Regions from separate parts of the Mus musculus genome. Here all the other regions are linked to region 2. The links are chromatin loops, found by intact Hi-C in ENCODE. Cell type or tissue: left cerebral cortex. All regions are shown on one strand.

Region 1 (8,000 bases), 74 kb after region 2:
CAATGCTGTCTGGCCCAAAACCCAACCCAGAACCTGAGCTTCTACAGCTCTACCCTAGTTCTTTCTCTTTGTTTTCTTTTTCACTTAGTTTTGAGATGGGGATTCGGTGTGCAGCTCTGGCTAGCTTAGAACTTGCTATGTTACCAGGCTGGTCTTGAACTCATGAAAAGCCTTCCACCTTTGCCTTTCGATTGCTTGGATTAAAGGTTGCACCACTACACCCAGTCTCTAAGTCGACAGAAAATACAGGTGACAGGGAGAACGTCTGGCCCAGGAATCTCATTTTTATTCCTTTTTGGTTCAGCCGGCAGGGGAGGGAAGCCAGGATGCCTCCTGCCGGGACACACTCCCTCTGCTCCTGAACGTGCCTGTGGTTTTAGCAGCCCCTTGCCTCCATCATGGCCATCCCATGATCAGCTTTTATCGTATCCAGCCCCACTGGGACACAGCCTAGGAGGCTAGCATTACTAATCAGCCAGGAACAATAGGAGCCGGGACAGCACTCAGGTGGTGCAGAATGGAGATAAGGTCTCAGTCCCGCCCGCTATGTAAATCAGGAGTGCTATGCAAATGAGATGGAGAGCAAAATGTGGCTTGTTTGAAGATTGCCAGGTGCTAGGAAGATGAAGGTTGGCTGCTTAATGGAATATAGAAGAGAGGTTTGGGGCATTTTTTTTTTCTTCTTTAATGCAGAAAGGCTAGAGGAGGCCTTTGGATACCCAGAGGGTGTGTGTATCTGGGTATCCAAAGGCCTCCTCTAGCCTCTCTGCATGGATCCACTATGGCTGCCTTTGCAGAGCTGGGGGCACAGCTCAGGGGTACAGCACTTTTCTTGCATTAAAGAAAGAAAGAAAAAAAAAAGCCTCAAACCTCTCCTGCCGGGCTGGGATGCGCCCTGGGTAGCTGCCCTGCCTGGCTCCTCTCAGGCAGGGGCAGTCATCCCTCACCTGCACCTGTGGGCTCTCGGCTGCCCACGCCCTGACCTGGCAGCCGCCTGCAGGGAGTGTACCAGGGAGGCCCCTCTTTGGAATCGGGCCATTTCTAGTAAGCTCTTGGCTGAGGCAGCCTGGCTGTGCTGCCTGTCATGGCCTGGAGGTCACCCCTCTGCAGTTCCTTTTGCTCTTTCAGCTTGGGGTTGGACACCTGCTGTCCCTGGGACTGTCCCCTAATGTCCCTCCCGACAGGTTCCTTGCCCCACACTTAAACTCTGGCAGGAGCGATACTCACAGAAAGAACATGACTCACCCACAGTAACTCAGGAAATTCAAGGCAAACAGGGACCTAGAACCTGCATCTCCTGATGCCTGTGCAGAGCACTTTCTACCTCCCACTCCTTGGCTCTGTCACAAGAGCTCCTACCTCCACCAGGGCCTCTCTCTGCTCAGGAATTCCACATGACCCAGGCAGGTGTCCTGGGCTTGGAATCCAGAGGTAGGCAGAGTTCTCAGCTCTAAGGTGGAGTCTCCTGGGAGCCCAGTGTTGGGCTCCAGTTGGGGCCTTGTGGGGCACGCTCTGGTTACATGGTATGGAGCCCTGCCCTCTCCCTGGGGCTGGGGAGGCCAGGCCCTGTTTCTCTCACCCTCCTTTGATGTAATCCAGGAAGGTACTCTCTGACTCTACCGCAAAGGAAAGCAGGGTGACCTGGGAAAAAAAGGGAGTGTGGTTAGTGGAGAGCCCAGGGGATGGCCAGGATCCGATGGCACACTCTGCCTGTGGGCCGTTTTCAGGGACTGGTTTCCCTAGTGCCTGTGGCCATCCCACGGAGGACGTTTATCTCCATTTTACAGCCAAGGAAACTGAGGTTCCAAGGCAGCTGCCAGGATGTGGCACAGTGGGAATATGAGCCTAGTAGGTCTGAATTCAGAACCTCCCTGACTTTCATGTCAAGACAGGGTCTCACCTAGCCCGAGCTGCCCTTGAACTCCTGTGTAGCCAAGGATGACATTGAGCCACATTTAACTTAACTTTGATAACCCAACTGCTGAAGCACAGGGCTCGGGGTAAGGGACCAGGCATCCTCCAAGTGAGCCCTGGGGAAACCCAGAGCCCTGGCCTGCAGTATGGAGGCCTGGGGAATCTTTCTGATGTAGATCCAGCCACCCGTCCATGCCTGTGTCTCTGACTGGCATGGAGCCCACGCCTCTGTCTCTGAACTGTTCTCTTCTCTGGCCTTGCCTGTCATGCTCCCTTCCGGGGTGCTGTTCAGTCTCTACCCCTTCACCCCCAAGACCCTCTGAGTATCCCATCCTTTCCCCACAGGTGCCTCCTACTCAAGATTCCTCTTGACTTGAAGCCTCCTGCCTTCTGTGCCCCAAGGGACTGTGGCAATGGCTCTGCCCACTTAGGCAGCCTGCCGCAAAGAATTCTGGGCCACGGAGAGGAGGAAGAGCAAGGCACCTGAAGGGGGGGAGGGGCGGAGACCAAGGCCTCCCGGCTGGTGTGGTCTAAGTGTCAGCTCAGCTAAGCCAGCTGTGACAAAGCTGAAGTCCCTCAACAAGAAGGTCTGTGTGCAGTGGTCCCGGAGAGCCACACCCAGGGGCACGGTGTGCCAAGCACCTGAGAGGCCACTGAACCTCCTCCCAGGGGTGGTGGCTCAGCCAACCAGAAAGAGCTGCAGCAACAGCCCAGGTGGAGCCTCTGAAGAAGACACCAGAGTTTCTCACCCTGTCCAGCTGCCCAGCCCCAACGCTGGCCAGTGCGAGCTTCTGAGTCTTCAGGTCTGAGCAATGGATCTTTGGGGAACTTTGTTTAACTCTTCCCATGAGTGCCCCCGCAGCAGGGATGGCCCCACCCCACCCCAGGCCCTGGGAGGCCTGTGCTGTTCCTAGCTCCGTGTGGGGCCTGGAATAGATCCCTTCTCTTCATTGCTAGGAAGGCTGGTCAAAAGGAATGGTTTCGAGACCTTTTTCATTTTGGTTGCACATCTAAAGAACTGCCATTCTGGGGAGGTCCTGCCTCCTCTGGGGCACTTAGGATGTGTGTTTGGGGTGGGGGGGGGGGAATTACCCAGGTCTAATGGCAAAGACTGGGCGTGCTTCTATTGTGAATGGGGAAGGCCTGTGAGCACAGGGCACTGCCCAAACAAATGCTGTTTCTACCTGGGGGACACTGCAGTCAGGGACATCAGCGCATCCAAGTCCCCGAGTGTGAAGAAGCCCCACACAGAAGAGTCTTGATTGGAAGGAGCGGTACACAGGAGAGTCTTGGTTCATTTCTCCCACACATGAGCGGAGTATGGGACAATCAGAGGCCTACCTTCCATAGGTCTGTCACCACCCCCAGTGCTGGCTCCATTTTACATGTGGGGTTGCTCCAAGGAGGATGGGATTCGGGGAGAGAACTCTTCTGAGCCTAGTGACTACATTACCTGACAGAGACATCTCTCTCAGGAATAAGGGTCAGAGGAGGGAAAGAGGGCACAAACCCAGGTACATTTGCATAGCAAATATACGGACCCATTCTAGAATAGACAACAGAGAAAGCCCAGATCTCTCATGTTGAACATGGGAACAGAGAGCTCCGTGCAGTGTGGTCATGCAGCATGGCTCACCAGAACAAGGTGGCCCTCCTCCCGGCCCCAGGGCTTCTCCAACACCAGTAACCACATCTACAGCTGCCCCCAGGGCCTTTGCATATGCTGTTTTTGAGGGCTGGGTCCCTTTATTCTGTATTTATTCTGTATTCTATATTTATTATGTATTCTCAATATCTGATCCATTCTGTTTCACCTTCCCCCACAGCTCTTGAAATCATTTCACTGATGTGTGTGCAGGTACTAAAGAACCCTCTGCCTCCCCTGTTATAAGCACCAGGGACCTGGGTCTTCCGTTTCCTGCCTGTGTCATTTGCCCGTATGGTTCTGCTGAGAGCCCAGCACATATTTGCTGAATGTTAGAATGTCCAGCCCACCAGCCCTCACAAATCAAGGACCAAAGTGGTCTCTGGTGGTAACAGTTACTCAGCGGCAGTGCCTGCTGCTGCCCACGCAGGATGAAAGGTGGAGTTGACTCCTGCATGACTCTTCGCTGTCTAACCTTGACTGAGTCACTTCCCTGCTCCTCTCCATGATAGTGGATGCCAGTGTGGCCTCTCACAGTGCCCAGTTCCTGGGGATTCCCCACATGCACACCCGCTTTTCCTTCCTGCAGAGATTCCCTGAGGCTGATGGTTCTCTGCTACCCACTCACCTAGATGGGACCCCTGCCCTTCAGCCTGGCTTTTGGCTCAGGGCAATGCCCCTCCATTGCGACAGGGGGCGCTACTCACCGTGCCAGAATTCACGTATTTCTTTTTCTTCATTTTCTTTTTTGGATTTATCACCTGTAGGGAAAAGTAACCACTGTTTGAAAGCAGTCGGGACAGTTTCGGGGCTCCCAGCAGACCTGGGTGTGGCTTGGGCATCAGCCCAGCAGGGTACGGGTGTGACCGCAGCTTGGGAAGGGCTTTGCCAGGCTTTGTGAGATGCTGGCACTTGGGCATCCTCATTAACCCTGAGTCCCAGTATCCATCACACTGAGACAGTTTCTTTAGCTTTGTCTCCCAATACCCTTAAACCTGCCAGAGCAACCAGGTGTTGCAAGACAACTCTGCCCACGCCTGCCTGTGCTGGCTGGGCCGCTCTTTTACCCCCTACACATTTGCAGTCCTGCCTTCCCCATTCTCCTTGGGGCTCCCACTCAGGGGTGCCCTGAGCCTATGAGCCTGGCTCTGGGCCACCCTGACCCACAGTAGGAAGCTTCCAAACCAAACCTGCTCGTCCCATGACAAGGCTCCGCACAGTAGGCTCTGTAAAGACTCAGGATGTCTCTGTCCCCCCACTAGTGACAACAGTGGGTGACACCCTTCACCCCTGACATCTAGTAAAGTCTGTAGGTGGTTGTCACCACTCGGGGAGCGGGTGGGAGGTCAAGACGCTGCCTCAGAGCAGTGACCCAGCTGTAGTTGTGGTTACTGGTGTTGGAGAAGCCCTGGGGCTGGGAGGAGGGCCACCTTGTCCTGGTGAGCCATGCTGCACGGAGCTCTCTGTTCCCAGGCTCAACACGAGAGATCTGGGCTTTCTCTGGTGTGCAATCAACAGAGCCAGGCTGTTCTCAAACTCTTATCCCCTCTCCCACATGGCATATCCCACGTGCCTCTCTTGGGGATCTTTCCTATGTCTTTTTATTTGTTGTTTTTTCAAGACGGCATTCCCTACATAGCTCTGGCTGGCCTGGAACTTGCTCTGTAGACCAGGCTGGCCTTGAACTCGGAGATCCACCATCTGCCTCTGCCTCTCAAGTGCTAGGATTAAAGGCGTGCGCCACCAGCTTCCTGTCTTCCCTCCCTATGTCTTTAACTGCAGTTTCTTCGGTCTAACAAGGATTGATGCCCACTTCAGAGACGAAGGGAACCAGGACACAGAGATGCCAGGCGATTTGCTTAAGTCACACAGCCATCTGGGTAGACACAGGAAGAGAAACCTGTCTCCAGGCCAGCGGTGCATACGTACAGAGCTGTCACCCGTGATGGATGAGTGACAAGTTCAAATGGGAGGGCTGGCATCATGCTCAGGTGGGGACTGAGGCTGGGTCTGAGATGCTGAACATCCTAGAAGTGCCTCTCTAGCCATGGGGCAGCCTTCTCTAATACCACCTGGCTGCCAGGCAGAAGGGCAGAGTTGCAGACTCAACATTAATGTTTACCCAGCTGAGCTTATTCGGGGTTTGGAACAAAATGTACCTCCGACCCCTGCTTCACGGTTCCCTGCAGCAGAGTGGAGCGAGCAGAACACGGTTTAGGGGTGTAGATTTCTTTATAGTACCTCTTAGACTCATTTTGGTTTGCTTTCTATTGTTGAGACAGGGGTCTCACCGTGTAGTCTAGGCTGGCCTTGAGGTCACATTCCCCTGCTTCTGCTTTCTGAGTGGTGGGGACCACAGATACACACAACCGTGCCTGACACATTTCTTTGAAGCCTTTGGCATTATCTTTAAATTAACGTGTAGTCAGTCACACTTCCGCTCTCTGAACCTACTCTTTTTTTTTTTTTTTTATGTTAAAGCAACCGTTGGCGTCAGATCTGAGCGAAGTGGACAGTGAGTTAGCACCCTGTCTGCTCTGAGCTCTCCTGGGATTTCCTAGAACCTCCCTCATCCTAGCCTCTCTAGCTACAAGTGACTGTCAGGCTTCACACAGGGCCACAGCACCCCCTAGGGACGCTACAAGGAACTGGCCCGCTCCACTAGGCGGCTACCTTTCCCCATGTCTGAAATCTGGTTTCCTGTGCACCAGGCTGCTGGGAATGCAGAATGAACCGGCCCACCTCTGAGGGTCTCATGGTCATGGAAAGGCCCCAGGCACAACCTCGGGAAGAAGAGTGTGCCTGTAGAGACTTGCAAAGGTGATGACTTCCTTGAGGGGACATTTGAGAAAGCCTCTGGGGACCATATTGATCAGAAGTGGGACCATATTGACTCAGTAGAGTCCTTGGGGAGGCAGCAGCTTCAGTGCTCGGGGCCCAGACAGACATGAGCCGTGCCTCTCTTCACAGAAGGAGCACACTCCCCTCTGTAGGCCCGTGGGGCTCAGGTGTGGTGACAATGGGGTCAGGTTAATACTCAGTGCCAGCTTAAGTGGAGATCTGCCTTAACATTAGAGAGTGGGGGTGTGGGGTGAAGTTCATTTCAAGGCAACACGGAGCCACACCCAGAGCATTCTGGTCACTGTGGAGGTTAGAAGAGACTAGAATCCTATTGCAAAGCCCCACACCCTGCAGAGGATGGTGGGAGCTCAGGAGGTGGGGGGGGGGTGTGCTGTTGGGGATCACTGGAGGGGTTGGAGACTGGAGGCTTGTCTGGGGCTGTCAGAAGGACAGTAGGACTTGAAGAGGCTCAGCGTCTGAGTGATTCTTTAGCAGAGGCTGGGTCCCAGGAACAGCTGCTTTAAAAGTGTGTCCCGCCAGGGTGGCTTCAGGGTTGGAGGTGGGGTGTTGACTGGTGAGGACCTTTTTCACACTCCTGACTCTAGCAAGGGCTTCCTGGGCCCACTTGGCCTCCTGGTGACACCCCTTGGGTCCAAAGCTGCCCCCCCGGGGGTGGGGGCGGGGCGCCAGAAACGGAGGTGGTTTTCCCCTGGCTCAGGCAGCTCGTATCTTGTTGATTGCAAAGAGGCTGTCTGAGGAAACGGAAGGAAACCGGCCGCCCCATCTGTGCAGCTTCCGATTTCCATTTCACCCAAGACTTCACAGCCACTGGAAGCCAAACCCCAAGAGAGATAACTGCTCCACCCACTTCCCAAAGAAAGGTACAGTCTGCCTTGCCTGGGCTAGGGGACTCCTTCCCCAAAACCACTATGAAGGTCGGAAAGATAGTTCAGTGGTTAAGAGCACTGGCTACTCCTCCAGAGGACCACAAGCTTTGTCTGAAGACGTGGGGCCACTCTGGAGTTGGGACCTCAGGTCTTGGCTTGTTAGACATCTTTCCCTTCCTTCCTGGTGCTCTTCCTGTGGTGTGTGTTGGAGGTGTGTGTGTAGGGCCGGGGAATGGTGGTGTGTGTGTGGGGGAGGGGAGTGGCTATTAAATTACTTTTATAAAAATTTATTTATTTATTTTTATGTATGTGAGTACACTGTAGCTATACAGAGCTGTACAGATGGTTGTGAGCCTTCATGTGGTTGTTGGGAATTGAATTTTAGGACCTCTGCTCGCTCCAAGTCAACCCCTCTTGCTCCAGTCAGGCCTGCTGGTTCAGTTCCTGCTTTCTCTGGCCCAAAGATTTATTTATTATTATACATTATTATACACCAGAAGTGGGCGTCAGATCTCATTACGGATGGTTGTGAGCCACCCTGTGGGGGCTGGGATTTGAACTCAGGACCTTCAGAAGAGCAGTCAGTGCTCTTACCCGCTGAGCCATCTCGCCAGCCCGCACCCAGGACTTTCTTAAGGACCTATCAGAAGTGTTCTGCAAGGGGTGGAACTCAAGAACTTGGAAGTCAGATGACTTAGCGCTGTGTGTTTGTG
Region 2 (8,000 bases):
AGGTGAAGGATGCTTTTGTGCATCTGTGTGTGTGTGCCTGGGGTGTGTATGTGTCAGGTACTGTATGTAGTCATTTTGTCACTTTGTCATTTTGGGGTCTGGAGGGCTCCTCCAACCATGTTTCTGAGTATACATTCACGTGCAATGGTGTGCCTGACTATACATTCAAGTGCAAGGCCAAGAATGTTTGTTAGAAAGACTGAGTAGTCCCAGACTTAATAAATATTTGTTGAGTACTTTTGTGGTGCTCTGGGAAGCCAGAAGTTGTTTAAAATAAATCTCTCCAACACCAGTAGGGTAAAGGCACAGGAGGTCACAGCACTCAGCAGTTCAGTATAAGCCTTTATTCAAGCTGTTTTCTCCCAAAGTAAACAGACAGACAATGTCACTTCTATCTGAGAAGCCTGGAGGCCAAGGGGATTTGGGCAGTTTTGACATCCTGTGCTGGCCCCTGACAGCCCAGCCCTGGGATGGACGACTTGGATGCAGGGACTGGACCGTTCAGGAGCTGGGGCATTGTGGGAGTGGCCATTATGTCTGTCCTGGTTTGGGGGTCTGAAGGGGGTCCTTCAACTGTGTTTCTGAACAGGATGAGGCTTTTGAGGGGGGTTGGGAAGGTGGCCAAGCCCTTCCCAGACTTCCACCCCCCATCACAGAAGAGGAGGCCTGTCTAGGTCAGCTAAATCCGAGGAGGAAGACTGGGCATGTCTGGGCAGCGATCTCTAGACATCGGAGAGCAGATGTCAGAACTCACAGCTTCTCCAAAGCAGGATTTTGATCTTTTAACTAAAGATATCCGTTCAAACTAAGACTCCAGTCTCTGCTTTATTTAAAATTTTTGTTTGTGTTTGTTTTGAGAGAGAGAGGAATTTGTTTTTGTTTTAGAGGCAGGATGTCATGTAACCTTGATGAATTATTGGTCCTCCTGTTTCTGTCTCCTGAGTGCCGGGATTACAGATGTATGCCGCTATCATCTAGATGATGCCTTACTAGGGATCCAACTCCTGGCTTCATACATGTTAGGCAAGCGCTATATTAACGGAGCTACATCCCTTTTTGGATGCATGGTGATCTCAGATAGCTCAGGCTAGCCTTGAGCTCCAAATCCCCCCTGCCTCCCAAGTACCGTGATTTCAGGCATGTACCTCTATGCTTAGCTGAGATGGTGGTCTTGCTATGTAGCCCATGTGACCAGGCTGGATCGTGTAACAAGACTGAAGAAAACCCCCTTCTGCTGGGTGTGATGGCTCAGACCTGTAGTCTTAACTCTAAGCAAGGAAGTTAAGGCAGGAAGATTGCCTTGAATATGAGGGCCACCCTGGGCTACATAGCGAGGCCTCGTCTCAAAAGACCCCAAACAGAAGGAAATAAAACTGACTAGAGACATGGAGGAAGGTGGGAACGGAGAATGTCTTACTGCTATGTCTGTCAGGAACATCCGTAGATGTTTCTAGAATTGTCCTTTATCAATGTCATTTTAGTGGACTGTCTGGATCTTGGGAGGGGGAGTATTAGACATTTCCCTCATTTTGGACCCAGAGAAAGAAATCTGCAAGCAGAGTACTCTGGGCAGCTTGCCAGAGGTCAGCAGGTAGCCATTAGTGTGGTCCCAGTCAGGTCTTGATGCTCTCACTTGCAGGATGTATTATGGTGTGAGAAATGTTCACATGCTGGCTTCTGAAGAGGGGAGAGGGGAGGTAAGGAGCCTGGCGGCTGTTTTTCTTGGTAGTCCGTGGTCTGAGAACTGGACTCAATCTCCCCGATTTCTGAGGCGGTTGACAGCATCCTTTCCTTCTGTGGAACTGCTTTCCTCGTCTGTGAGACAGGGAGGAAATGATCGCGTTCTGGACCCGATGTCCGAGGGGCTTCTGGGAGGAGGGGGAAAAAAATCTCCAGACATAGTGGGACTTCTTGGGATTTTAAACTATTTTTTATTATTTATGGGCTTGTTTTGTTTTTGAGAGGGTCTCAATGGATAGCCCAGGCTGGTCTTGAACCTGTAACGCCCCTCGTGCCTCAATCTCCCAAGTATAGGATTCCAGGCTTTTGCTATCATACTCAAATGATCAATTTATTTATATTTGAAACAGTGTCACATATTTCAAGTTGGTCTCCATCGGAATAGGTAGCTGTCAAAACGACCTTGAATGCCTATTTCCCCCTCCTCACCCCCCACTGGGCGCTGTTATTACAGACGTGACCCCGCATGCCCAGTTTATGGGGCCCTGGAGCTCCAACCCAGGGCTTCACTTCCAGCAAGTTAGGCAAACACTGTACCAACAGACCCACCTCCCGAAACCCAGGATTTTATTTACTAATATCAGTGATCTGGAAAAGAGTTAGTCCTTCCCACAGTTGGTCAGGGACAGACCCATAAACACTCACTCAGCTCTAACTGTACTGTTGTTCATAGATGTATGTGGCTCTGCTGGTGCGCTGCGTGACAAGAGAATAGCCCAGGTGTGGGGGAGGGGAGGGCGCGCCCTCTTAACGCGCGCCGGTTCTAGCTGTCTGGCGCGGGCTTAGATTCCCAGAGGGGAGGGCGGGCCAGCGAGTCCCCGGGATCGGTGAAGGAGTGGGTTGGTCCTGCCTCTGAGGGGGCGGGGCCTGGGCCGACGCTATAAGGAGGCAGCTCGACGCCAACTGCAGCAGCCGAGAGGTGTGAGCCGCCGCGGTGTCAGAGTCTAGGGGAATTGGAGTCAGGCGCAGATCCACAGCGATATCCAGACATTCAGAGGTGAGAGCTTCGTGGCAGGGAACAATAGTTCTTCCCCGTAGCAATGCGCTGAGCCCAGTGGGTGTCCCCAGAAGTGTGTGTGTGTGTGTGTGTGTGTGTGTGTGGTGATGAGTGGATCACCTGTGTGTGTATATGTGTATTTGTGCGTGCCCGCCAGAGTCACAGGTGTGTCCGCGGCAGGTGGATGACGGGTGTGGGTCTGAGCGTCCGTGGTGGCTGAAGGCTTCGTTTGTTGGAGTGTGACGAGGGTCAGGCTATGTCGCGGACTCGGCATACAGAGTCTGAACTCCAGGACCACGGATGGCAGCCACTCTTCCAGTCCTTGGAGACCGGGTCCGAGCGATGGCTGGCGGGGATCGGCTACCGGGAGCTCGCTTCTGGTTGCCAATGTTTCTAGGGATTCCAGGTGCGGCTCGCCCAAAGCGTGAGAATGAAGCTCACGGTGCCCCGAGATGGGTCCTGGGTGGCGGTTGTGACAAGCTTCGGCGAGTCTATCTAGAGCTTAGCGCAGAGCGGTTCTCCGATCCCATGGGTGCCGCCGGATCCCCGGTCCTTGTGAACCAAGTGCCCTGTTTCGCGGTAGCCACCACCCCACTGGGCTCTGAGGTCAGCGCGAGCTGTGTCCTCCGCCCTCGGGATCGTGCCTGGGCACGTCCTAGAGGACAGGCGAGGAGGTGACTCATTGTGACAAGGAGACCCCGGGCACTGGATTGAGACCAGAATCGCGCCACAACTGGGGATGGGTCAGTGGCAGCCCAGAAGCCCCTTTCCCTGCCCGGGTACAGCCTCGTTCCTGCCCCGTCCCCTCCCCCGCGCGGCACAGTGACCTATTTGGCGGGCACAGTATGTTCCCAGGGAACCCGGGACACGGGGAGGTCCAGGACGCGGTGTCCGGTCCCCGCTCGGCGGCGCGCCCTCGGGGACAGGGAGTCTGGGCGGGTCCTGTCCACCCTGCCAGCCCGGGAAGCGCAAAGGGTCCCACCCACCGCGCCCACCACGACCCGGACCAGTGACCGTGGGGCGCGAGAGGAGCCCGCACTGTAGAGCGGCCGGTATCCTCGCGGAGTGAGGCTTACGGGTGCCGTACATCAGACGCCCCGGGGCTGGGGCCCTCGACCCAGTCCACACCCAGTGTAGGAAGGTGACCAGGCTGAGTGCGCCCACTAGGGCACATCCATTCCACTCGGAACCTCCGGGGACAAGGGCTACACTTGCACCCTGGTCGTGCGGGAAATACTTTGGGCTTGGGTTTGGCATTTGGGGGCGCGCTGGCAGCTTCCTCTGTCCCCTACGTCGCGTTTCAGAGAGGACACTCAGGCGGTTTTTTGTTGTCCTCGCCCTCATCTATTTTTATTTTCCAGGGATCTGACTCATCGCGTGCTTTGGGCGTGGAGATCAAGGTGGAGGGGGCCAGAGCTAAGAGCACTTTCTTTGCTCTCGAGTGTCCGTGCGTGCGTGTGTGCGTGCGTGCGTATGTGTGTGTGTGTGTGTGTCTGTGTACGTGCGTGTGTGTGTGTGTGTGTATGCGTGCGCGCGCGCGCGCTCAGTCTGGTTTCCCAACATAGGCGGGAATTTAGGAAGCCTGGGCTCATCGTGACGTGTTTTGTGGCCCGGGGTCCCCCTCCTTTCCTCTCCTCTCTCCACCCCAGGGTGACGCGCAGCTCCGGTGCCCAAGCAGTTTTGGCGGGCGGGCAGCGCCGGGCAGGAAACTGACTCACCACTCCTTGCTCGGCCTACGCGCCGCCTACCGAGCGCCATTTCCTGAGTGCACAGCGCCCCCTACCGGCATCAGTGAGGACTGCAAGGCCGGCTAGGCGCGGGTGGCACCACGGGCTTCTGCCACCCCCACCGCGGCTTAAAGGGAATTAAAATATGCCTGATGGCCAGATACAAGTGATTTTAGCAGGGTGTGCTAGCGGACTATTAGGGAGGCGTGGCCCTTGAGAGACAAGGTGGAGATCGTGCCCCTCTTGGGTTCCTGGTCTTATCTTCAGCTATGAAAAACTGGGGACTATCCAGCCTTAGCCGAGTCCATTGGTGTCTTCCCTTCCTTCCTCTGGCCCCTGTGAGCTACCGTCTGGGGAAGGGCACCAAACTTGTTTTTCGGCTCAGTTTGTCTGGGGAAATGAGCCAATCTATATTTCTATATCTATATAGATCTCTCTCTCTGTCTCTGTGTGTGTGTGAAAGAGAGACAGAGACAGAGAGACAAGCTTACAAAATGGCCCCAGCTACCAGTACTATATAGACAGGCTGGCCCAGTGGCCTGGAACTCATAAGGATCACGTGCCTCTGGTGGAGTGCTGGGATTAAAGACTCTCCCCATAACATGGAGCTCAGTCTATATTTAATAAAAAAGCTTTTCCAGCTGATTTTAATGGAGTCCTCTGGTCATGCCCCTCAAGGTGAGAAGACGAGAGAATGATCAATACTAGACCAAAAGGGTCTGAATTCAAACCCCGCTTGTGAGCCCTGTGCCTTTGGACACACATTCTGAACCTGGATTAGCTCTGCCGTAAAAGAATGTGATATTGCCATCTATTAACGATAGCTTTTGGTGGCTTACAACTGCAATCCCAGCACACTAGAGGCAGAGGCAGGAGGATGACTGAGTTGTACTAAAGGATGTGAATAGGCCCCAAGCTCTACCTGTAGGCAGAGGCCATCTGAGGTCCTTTAGGCCTCTGAGGTCTGCACCTTGAGAATCCTTTTGCGGGCAGTGGGAATCCTTGTTAGACCTGTGTTTCGGTTGGTTGGTGTTTAGCCAGGCTCTCACTATGCACACCAGGATGGCCTTCAACTCACAGACATTTTGCCTCTGCCTCCCGAGTGCTGTGTTTTGGGAATTGGCTGTTTTACTTATTTATGGAAGCCACAATGCTGGCCACGTTCCCTATGTAGTAGCCAAGGTAGACCCTGAACTTCTTTCCCTACCTCTGCCTCCAGCGATTACAGGTGTGTGCCGCCACACCCAGTTTTATAGAGAGCTCCTTGCTTAGCACAAGGCCCAGGCTTTACCATCGGGGCCCCAGACGCTTCATCTCTTCTGGCTTCCTACCTTGAATCATAGTCTGGGTACCCCCTTCTCTCTTCCAGCTGTGGGCAAACTCACCCTGAGGTCTTAAGGAGCTGGGCGTGTGTATGTGTGTGGTAGTGTATGTGGTAAGAGCCCAGGGGGTCTTGCCTCAGGAAGCCACTGGGGCTCACCTTGCAAGCTCAAAGGCCCTCCTTAGAAGCTGCATCCCCTAGTCTTGGAGTCAGGATGGGCCACTCAGGTATCCCTCTTTCCTGGAGAGGAGCCAGGTAAACCAACACCTTTAACTTTTTTTTTTTTTTCAGTGCCTGTAAAACGGGTTCCTTGGGCACAGGCTATAGGCACGTCTGGGGCTGGGAGGTGTCTAGACTCCAGATTACCTGATCTGCCTGGCAGGATGTGGCTCAGCCTGGGAGAGAGCCTTAACCCCGCTCCACCCCTTCAGACTCTCCTCTCCCCCAGGCTACTGCCTCCCCCCAGGCTGCTGCCTCCCCCCAGGCTACTGCCTCCCCCCAGGCTGCTGCCTCCTCCCAGGCTACTGCCTCCTCCCAGGCTGCTGCCTCCTCCCAGGCTACTGCCTGCCAGCGTCCTTTGGAAAGGCCTCCAGCCTGGAGCACCTGTCAGTGACAGTGGGAGGGAGGGAGGGGCAGGGAGGAGGCTCTGTCAGAATTAGGGGCAGAGAGGCACGCTCATGGCTTCTGTTTCTCAGGATTGCCTATGTTAACTTAGTTCATTCTCAAATAGGGAGCCCAGAGATGTTAGGGTACTTATTCGGGGTCACCCAGCAAAGCCTTGATTCTGATCTGGGCAGTCTAGCTCCGGCATTCTCGCGCCTCTCTCCCAGCCACCATGCCAGCCTCGCGAGTATGCTGCCACAACCACACTGGCTAAGAAACAGAGGCTGGAGACATGGAGTCACTTTTTAAAACTGGTGCCAAGTAGCAGCACTAATGCTATACAGTTTATGTGTAGTATCCCAAAGTCCAGGGCACTTTTTTTTTTTTTTTTTTTTTTTTTTTTTTTTTTTTTTGAGACAGGATGTCTCTGTATAGCCCTGGCTGTCCTGGAACTCACTTTGTAGACCAGGCTGGCCTCGAACTCAGAAATCCGCCTGCCTCTGCCTCCCGAGTGCTGGGATTAAAGGCGTGTGCCACCACGCCCGGCTGTCCAGGGTACTTTTGATTGGCCTGATGGAGTTAATCACCAAGACAGCAGGGTAGGGAGACCACTGGACCTAGCAATTCACACGTATTTGGGATGTTCACACCCATGAAGAACACGTTAGCACATTGATTTTGGCTAATAGAATTCCTGGGGTAAACAGGACGGTGACTCCTACTTCTGTGGACATCACCCGTGACCTTGGGGTGCAGGGCTGGCTGAACTCAACACCCACCTTAGTCTCATGGTGTGGTGGAAAAGCACCTGCAAGGACCAGAGGGAGCCTGAAGACTGTGATGGGGTAGTTTCCATAGTGACCCGGGTCCTTCTTGTGTTTCAGCCACAGGCACCATGTCCAATCCTGGTGATGTCCGACCTGTTCCGCACAGGAGCAAAGTGTGCCGTTGTCTCTTCGGTCCCGTGGACAGTGAGCAGTTGCGCCGTGATTGCGATGCGCTCATGGCGGGCTGTCTCCAGGAGGCCCGAGAACGGTGGAACTTTGACTTCGTCACGGAGACGCCGCTGGAGGGCAACTTCGTCTGGGAGCGCGTTCGGAGCCTAGGGCTGCCCAAGGTCTACCTGAGCCCTGGGTCCCGCAGCCGTGACGACCTGGGAGGGGACAAGAGGCCCAGTACTTCCTCTGCCCTGCTGCAGGGGCCAGCTCCGGAGGACCACGTGGCCTTGTCGCTGTCTTGCACTCTGGTGTCTGAGCGGCCTGAAGATTCCCCGGGTGGGCCCGGAACATCTCAGGGCCGAAAACGGAGGCAGACCAGCCTGACAGGTAAGGACAGGAGCAGAGAAGGAGAAAGATCCTGCAAGAGGCCTGGAGAGGAGAGGCCACCATTTGAGGATGGCCTTTACAGAGAACATTCCAGCCCTTCCCCACCACCAAGCCATTCCATAGGCGTGGGACCTCGTGGGGCTCAGAGGAACAGTTGATGTTCATATGATCCAGGCATTTTTCTCTGCAGTGACCGAAATGCCCAGGATAGTGTGGTGATTGGCAGTAGAGCTCTAAGAAGGGAGCCGGGCTGAAGAGATGGCTCAGCAGATGAGGGCACTTACTCT
Region 3 (8,000 bases), 110 kb before region 2:
GTAGAAGAAACAGTGCCCAAGGTGAGACCCTGAGCAGTCCCACCTCAGGCTACACTATCTAGGTGAACTGGTTTCTGTCTGAGGTTTCTGTTTTGTCTGGTTGTTTCATTTTGCAATGCCTGAGATGGAACCCAGGACCTTCTTGCTATTCAAGGAGTCTATACAAGTGCTCATGTTACTTAAAACTCAGCTACAGGCTCCAAACTGATATCAAAATAACAAAGCCCTGAGTGACAATCAGATCACCATGACACAGCAGCACTCTGTAGCTGTAGCTCACTGCTGGGCACTACACTGCAGGATGAAAAAAAACATTTACACTGGGTTAAAGATTCAAAATCATGGCGTTTCTCATTTTCTACATTTGCTGCAACACCTAACTACAGGCAGCTTGGGGGAACTGGTAGAATCACTTTTTTAAAATATAATGCTTTATGAGCAGGGGTGTGGCTCTGCTAGCAAAGAGCTTAAATAGCATGCATGAAGCCCTGGGTTTGATCCCCAGCACCATGGAAAGCAGAGTGTGGGGGAGGGGTGCATGCCTGCAGGTCTAGCACTAGCACATGAGAGGTGGAGGTGACACCCTATCTCAAAACTGGTGATCATTATATCAAACTGATATTATTTACAATATGGAGCAATAACCAAAACATTATTACATATTCTCAAATTATACTCCTCCTTTCTTTTTTAAGAGTCACAAGGGGGCTGGAGAGATGGCTCAGTGGTTAAGAGCACCAACTGCTCTTCCAGAGGTCCTGAGTTCGAATCCCAGCAACCACATGGTGGCTCACAACCATCTGTAATGGGATTCGATGCCCTCTTCTGGTGTGTCTGAAGAGAGCAATAGTGTATTCATATAAATATAATAAATCTTAAAAAAAAAAAAGAGTCACAAGATCCAAAGATGAAGTGAATCAAATCTAAGTTCATTAATACTCAATCCAAGGGCTGGAGAGATGGCTCAGTGGTTAAGAGCACTGCCTGATCTTCCAGAGGTCCTGAGTTCAATTCTCAGCAACTACATGGTGGCTCATAACCATCTGTAATGGAATATGATGCCATCTTCTGTTGTGTCTGAAGATAGTACAGTGGACTCACATCCATAAAATAAATAAATAAGCCAGGCAGTGGTGGCGCACTTTAATCCCAGCACTTAGGAGGCAGAGGCAGGAGGATTTCTGAGTTTGAGGCCAGCCTGGTCTACAGAGTGAGTTCCAGGACAACCAGGGATATACAGAGAAACCCTGTCTCGGAAAAACCACAAAAGAAAATAAATAAATAAATAAATATTAAAAAAGAAAGAAAGAAAAAAAAGAAAGAAGAAAAAAAGAAAGAAAGGTGTGCCACCACACTCTCTTTCCTAACTTTAAATATTTTGTTTTGTGTACACATGTTTGTGTGTGAATGGAAGGCAAGGCACAGCTCCCAGAAAACCTCACATCGAGCACCTTCCCACTCTGAGCCCTCACCAGCCCCACTTCTAACTCTCAGAACAGCTAACAAACTGACAGGAGTTTTGAGTTTTGGCTAAAATGATAGGACATACATACTGTAAAACTTACTCATAACCCACAAATATCCTAACTAAACAACACAGACATTGTTTTCCTCAAAGAGATTAACTGGTCCTCTTTCCTGGAGCCTGAGCATGTATCCACACCATACACTGACCTCTGGGCAGCACATACATAGGGCTGTAAGGCACTCGCATATCAGTTGGTGTTTGCATAAACTACAATAATAGCTGAAGATTTGTTAAAGATCTACTTTTAACTGGAATTAAGAATCCAAGGCTTGGGCTGAATACATGGCTCAGAGGTTAAGAGCACTGGCTGCTCTTCCAGAGGTCCTGAGTTCAGTTCCCAGCAACCATGTAGTGACTCAGAGCCATCTAGAATGAGATGTGGTACCCTCTTCTGGTGTGTAAGCATACATGCAGCCAGGACATTACATACATAATAAACAAATAAATATTTGAAATAAAAATAATTCAAGGCTTAGCCGGGCATGGTATTGCATACTTTTAATCCCAACACTTAGGAGACAGAGACAGGTAGAGCTCTAAGGTCAAGGCCAGCCTGGTCTACAAAGCAAGTGTATGACAGCCAGGGCTGGTCACAATGAGGAACCCGGTCTCAAAAACAAACAAACAAACAAAAAAGAAAAGAAAAAGAGGAATTCAAGGCTTCCTAGTAAAACAGAAAAAAAAACAAAAAAGACTTAATAACTGCTATGTGAATGGTTGGTTTGCTTACATGTATAGTCTGAGTACCATGTGCATGCACTGCACAAAGAGGCCAGTAGAGGGTGTCACATTCCCTGGGACTGGAATGTGACCATTCCAGAGCCACCATATGGGTGCTAGAAATTCAACCCAGATCCTCTGGAACAGCAGCTAGTTCTTTTAACCATTCAGCTGTCTCTCCAGCCCCCAAAGCACAGGTCTGAAGAGGCACTTGAATGTGGACAGGAAATGCTCCCTGATTACAATCCTCAGTGGGCAGAGAACACTAAATGTGGGGACAGCCTCTATCCTCGCTGCTGGGCTCCAAATGAAGAGTTCTGCCTGGCACAACATCTCTGGCCTCAAACTGCAGCGTCACCCACTGCTACCTCTTCTGAGGCAACCAGCTCAACAGACCCACAGAAGGGCTGAACTCTTACTTTAAAAAAATAAAAATAAAGCTATCCTACGGAATTTGCATTAAGTATGTATGTCAGATCTAGTTTCATCGTGAGCTTCATCCTTACTGGATAATGTGGGCTGTTAACTAGGGAGGGCCCAGGGCTTTGCACATCATACACAAGCACTCTGCTGGAAGCTCCACGGCCCAAGACCGTTCCTAACCATAAAGGAGACCTTCTGCTGCTCTGCCATTTACACTGTCCACATTAATTCAGAAACTGGCGCATCAGTAAGCTTCACAGAGGACCCGTCTTTGGTTAGGTGTTCAGGTTATAGTGTATTCAGACTCGCCAGTTCTACATCCCCATCCAAGGAGTACAAAAAACTCCCATCATACCAGGCGTGAGCTCAAAGGAGGGTCTCTTGCAAGTGTAGCTGTGGTTATCGAGGACCCAAAGCTGCTTCCTCACAGCCTGGACTGTGAAACACACTATCTGTATTCACGGGTCTTACTTGTAGTTTTTTAAAAATTTTATCTATTTTAATGAGTGCTCTGCTGCATATACATCCACATGCCAGAAGGGGGCATCAGATTCCCCTTACAGATGGTTGTGAGCCACCATGTGGTGGCTGGGAATTGAGCAGGCAGAGCTCTTAACCGCTGAGCCATCTCTCCAGTCCCTTACTTATATTTTTAAATATACAAGTGCATCTTTTGAGGATAAAAAATAGGACAATATGCATAAGGGAACTAACTAGAGAGAACTGTAGTAAAATAAAGACAACTAAGCCATCAGAGTGTAATTAGGCAACAAGCCCCCAAAGCTGACTGCCGGCAGCTCCCGCTCAGTTACCTGCTCCTTCTCGAGCATGTCTGCTTTGCGCAGGATTTTCATTGCGTACACATGCCCTGTGTCTTTCTTCTGAACAAGCCGCACCTGGAAGGGTCCCAAAGATGTGGTAAGTCAAGTTCACACTGCCAAGCTAAGGATTTTCGTTTCCAGCATACTGAAGCTTCACAAATACTACTCACACAAGAAAGGCATGACCATCTGAATGTAAGCTAGTATTGCTTAAACATGCAAAAACAGACACTTTCAATGTTACAAACAAATCTACTATACAGCTGTGACAGCGATGAGAAGACTTCCACCTGTCTCCAGAGCTCAACAGCTTTGACTCCGAGTTGAACACATGTAAAAGCCTTTAGTTTCATTTTAAGGCATGGCAAATATCCAGAGTTAAACCTATGGCAAATACCCGACAGTTGACTCAGAAAGCCTAAGTAAAAATCACAACATTTAATATGAAAATTATACATCAGATCCACTTGTAATCCTAGCACTGAGGGACTGAAGCAGAGCTCTCACCAGCTTGAAGCCAGTCTGCCTATGCTGTGTGAGACCCTTTGTCAAAAAAACAGAAAAACAAAACAAAAAACCCCACAAAAATAAACCTTCTTCTTGGAAGAAATAAAGTAAAATAGAAATTAAACAGCACTTTTAAATTTTTTAAAAAAGATTTATTTATTATTATATGTAAGTACACTGTAACTGTCTTCAGACACTCCAGAAAAGGGCATCAGATCTCATTACAGATGGTTGTGAGCTACCATGTGGTTGCTGGGATTTGAACTCAGGACGTCTGGAAGAGCAGTCAGTGCTCTTAACCGCTGAGCCATCTCTCCAGCCCCACTTCTTAAGTGTTTTAATTATTTCTTTACTTTACTTACTTAGGTTTTATGTGAATGGGTGTTTTGCCTACAAGTATGTCCGTGCACCCCATGTAAGCAGTGCCTGAGGAAGCCAAAAGGCAATGGATTCCTCAGGGACTGGAGGAAAGGCAGTTGCCAGCCGACTTGTGGACACTGGGAATTGTGAAAGAGAAGCAGATGCTCCGAACCACTTAGGCAGAGGCTCACTGTACAGCCCTAGCTGGTGCCCAATTCAGAGATCTGTGTGCCTCTGACTCCTGCATGCTGACTTAAAACCATGGGCCACAATACCCAAGTGATCTGTTTATTGTATGTGCATGAGTCTGTCTGTGTGTAGGTATATGTGTGAGTGCAGATACTCAAGGAGTCCAAAAGAGGGTCTCCGATCCCGCGGAACTAGAGCTGTGTGCAGTTGTGAGTCCCCTGGTGGGTCCTGGAAACAGAGCTCAGTCAGGTCCTCTGCAAGAGCAGTGAGTGCCCTAACCACTGACCCAAGGCTCGGGCTGTTAAATTCTTTCGAAAATGTTTTATTAGGAAAAAAGTTTTCTTTCTCTATTTTTTTTTCATTTTTTTCTGACAGGATCTATGTAGTCCTGAAGCTCACTATGGAGAAAAGGCCCCAAACTCACAGAGAGCCATCTGCCTCTGACTCCTAGGTGCTGGGATTAAAGACCTAAGCTACTATGTCCAGCCTATTTTCCAATTTTTTAAAAGAATTCAATTATTTTTAATTAAAGTGAATGTGTCTGTAAGTGGGCACTGTATTCTAAAAGTGCAGTAAGGGCTTTTAACCAATAAGCCATCTCTCTAGCACCATTTTCCCAGTGCTTTTAAAGAGAAAATTGTACTGTGAAAAGAAAACTAATGGTCTATTAAAAAGGAAAACCTCCTGGCAAGCTCCTGGGCATTCTCTCCTTTCCCCCAAGATACCTAAGTTTTGTGGGGTTTTGTTCTCTTACTGCAATGCCAAGTCAAAGAGCATGCTCCTGTTCCTTCTCCCAGGTCCAAAACTCCATTTAATTTACTGTCCTTAGATGGAGGACATACTAGATATTAAACTGCTAAGAGCAGATACTACACCTGATCTCAGTCAAAAAGACTGAGAAGTGGTTTTTCCCCTATGTCTTTCTGCATTTTGTCTTTCTAATCAAGTACCATGTGCTTTTTCTTGAACAGGGAGCATTTTGAACAACACTTCCTTATTCTCAAGGGCTAACTGGAATTCTCAACTGAAGGGTCAATTTTACCTTTTGAGAGTCTCTTCACGATAATATGCAGTTCTCCCCTGAGTACTGTTGTTTATACCATGTTTCTCCTTCTACACGGAGACCATGTAATTACTGCATCAGTAAGCTGCCTTTGCATGTTTTCCATCAATGGCAATGACCTTGGCATGAGCTCATTCACCGTTTTCCCGAGACTGCTCTTGTAGTGCAGCAGGATTCATTGATAAGATCTGGGCTAAGTAAAGGCCTGGGGAGCAGCAGAAGGGCAGAGCACCTGTCTACATTTGATTCTTGCAACCAGACACAGACAGCAGCTGGGCCTTTAATGCTCTATACTAATTCAAGGTCTGTCTTTTTTTTTTTTTTTTTTTTTTAAAAAGACAGGATCCCTAGCTAACCTGGGCTGGCGTGTCCTTCTGCCTCAGCTTCTAGAGTGCTACCATTACATTCATGCGTATGTCTAACCAAGCTTAGGCACATCTCTTTAGAGCTGTAAGCATCTGGTAGGGAATAGAGTGGAGACAAGATCAGTTTCCTCCTTGAGAACGGTGGTACTGGGAAAGCAACAGCTTCAAGGCAGAGGACTCCAGCCCAGCCTCTGGTCTCTATGCTCAACAGCTGTGTGACTGACAGACCGTGTGCATCTTCAGAGTCTTAATGTCTACATCCACTGTGATGATTCCAGAATTAATGAGTAAATATACTGGGCATCCTAACATCAGGATCTCAGCACAGTGGGACATGCCTGTAACACTCTGCATGCTATGGCAGCGGGATCACACAGTTGATGCCAACTTGGGCTACATAGTGTGACTCTGTCCAAAAAAAACAAAGTGCTAATGTCCTCTCTGACAAGTCAGAAGTGATCTGGGACAATGAACTGGGGAGAAAAAGAAAAAGAGAAGTGAACATGTCTATCCAGTGAACTCCATATATTTCAAGACAGGCTCTCCCTAGCTAACCTGGTATTACACACCATCAGGAACTCATGGCATGTTAAAAGCTTTGAATTTCTGGGATTTTTTTTTTTTTACCTCACCAAATGCTCCTCGGCCTATGACTTTTAAAGACTCAAAATCTTCCAGTCCAAGCCTTGTTCTCTTTAATCGAAGAAACTCTGTTTCCTTCCGAGCGTGCGCGGATCTTCTGAGTCGTTTCTAATGTTTATACAAAGAAAAGGAAGGAAAGCTGAAATTCTGAAACCAACTCCTATCTGTCTTGTGCAGCTGGGAGCAGAGCCACGCTAGTCTATACATAATCTTCCCATTTTCCCTGTGACTGACAGCATCACACAAGCATGCTCTAGTGGTTCCTTCTCCCCTCCCAGGTCATCAGACATAACGAGCAAGCCACACTGAAGGGGGTGTGGGGCTCCTGAGAACTCTGAAGAAACTACTTCAACAATCTAGCCTTTCTAATGGTGAGAGACAAATCAACATTTTCCATGAGCCTTTTCTTAGGTAAGGGTGTTTTTCTAAAGTCCTCCAAGACCAGTACATACTAGCATTCATTCACCACCTGGCCTCAATGCCCTGTGCTGGGGACTTGCTACCACTGTCCTGGGCTGTATCACCCACGTTTCTGAAGGTGTTGCCAGAGCTGTTTGGCTACCTGCATCCCTCCTCACTGGTGTATCTTTGCCTCACATCTGTAAGCTGTGTGCACAAGGGCTGTCAGGAGGCAGTCCCCTGTTCCAATAACGACTTCAGAAATGTTCCTTACTGCTACGGGGTCTTTCAGTTAATTCATTCACTCATTAAAGACAAGATCTCACCCTCTGGTGCAGGTTGGCCTCAATCCTGCAGCAATCCTCCTGCCTCAACTTCCAAGTGCTGAGATTACAGTATGAAGCACCACAACTTGGTAAAAAATTCTCACTCTGTTCTTCTAAATTTTAATTTAGTTTAACTAATTTCATCTTTTCTTTTCTTAGAATTCTAAAGCTAATTAATCACCATAACTGTGACTAGAGAGACCGCCCTCTCCTAAGCACCTAATTAACGTCTTCCTCTGAATGAGTAACTGAATCCAAAAGCATGCTAACTCTCAAATTCCTGTCACGGAGCCAAACGCTTCCCTGGCACCAAAGCTAACTTGATGAAGAAAACATAACCTTCACGCTGGAACCCGGGAACAAGCCCCATATAAATCACCTCTTCGTCTTTCAGGCCTTCTTCTTCCATCACCTTTTCTAACTTCTTTTGTCTAAAATAAACCAAAAAAAAAAAAAAAAGATAAAATAGCATTTGTATTCTGACAAGCCTATACAAACAGAATTGTTAAGCACTTGTAAGTATTCACTTAGATAAAAGGTCATGAAATAGCCGGGCAGTGGTAGTGCACGCCTTTAATCCCAGCACTTGGGAGGCAGAGGCAGGCGGATTTCTGAGTTCGAGGCCAGCCTGGTCTACAAAGTGAGCTCCAGGACAGC

Evidence for each region. Peaks named below come from ENCODE experiments on the same cell type or tissue, not always from the same donor. Only the 100,000 strongest peaks of a DNase experiment are listed, where the experiment ranks them.
Region 1: it touches region 2 in a loop (2.0-fold over the local background); 19 of 42 quality-filtered maps call a loop at or near these places.
Region 3: a loop joins it to region 2, with 3 times the contacts of the local background. A loop is called at or near these places in 5 of 42 quality-filtered maps.

What each region holds. Positions count from the first base shown.
Region 1 is chr17:29,165,139-29,173,138 of GRCm38, forward strand. It overlaps Cpne5 (copine V), which reads right to left. Exons shown (of 21, transcript NM_153166.2): 13 at 4,267-4,320; 14 at 1,580-1,641. Among named protein-coding and RNA genes, the nearest start is that of Rab44, 55 kb to the left of the region's middle. In left cerebral cortex, CTCF peaks have their summits at 4,236 and 6,202; a DNase peak (open chromatin) is centred at 6,190.
Region 2 is chr17:29,091,125-29,099,124 of GRCm38, forward strand. It overlaps Cdkn1a (cyclin-dependent kinase inhibitor 1A (P21)), which reads left to right and starts at 2,645. Exons shown (of 3, transcript NM_007669.5): 1 at 2,645-2,737; 2 at 7,273-7,713. The coding sequence starts at 7,284. In left cerebral cortex, CTCF peaks have their summits at 3,884 and 4,533 (motif pointing left); DNase peaks (open chromatin) are centred at 2,609, 3,330, 3,530 and 4,395; H3K4me3 peaks cover 2,626 bases; H3K27ac peaks cover 1,873 bases.
Region 3 is chr17:28,984,695-28,992,694 of GRCm38, forward strand. Stk38 (serine/threonine kinase 38) reads right to left here. Exons shown (of 14, transcript NM_134115.3): 3 at 7,723-7,774; 4 at 6,604-6,726; 5 at 3,484-3,567. It also overlaps the pseudogene Gm23887. Among named protein-coding and RNA genes, the nearest start is that of Stk38, 19 kb to the right of the region's middle. In left cerebral cortex, CTCF peaks have their summits at 2,303 (motif pointing right) and 3,222 (motif pointing right); DNase peaks (open chromatin) are centred at 3,217 and 7,628.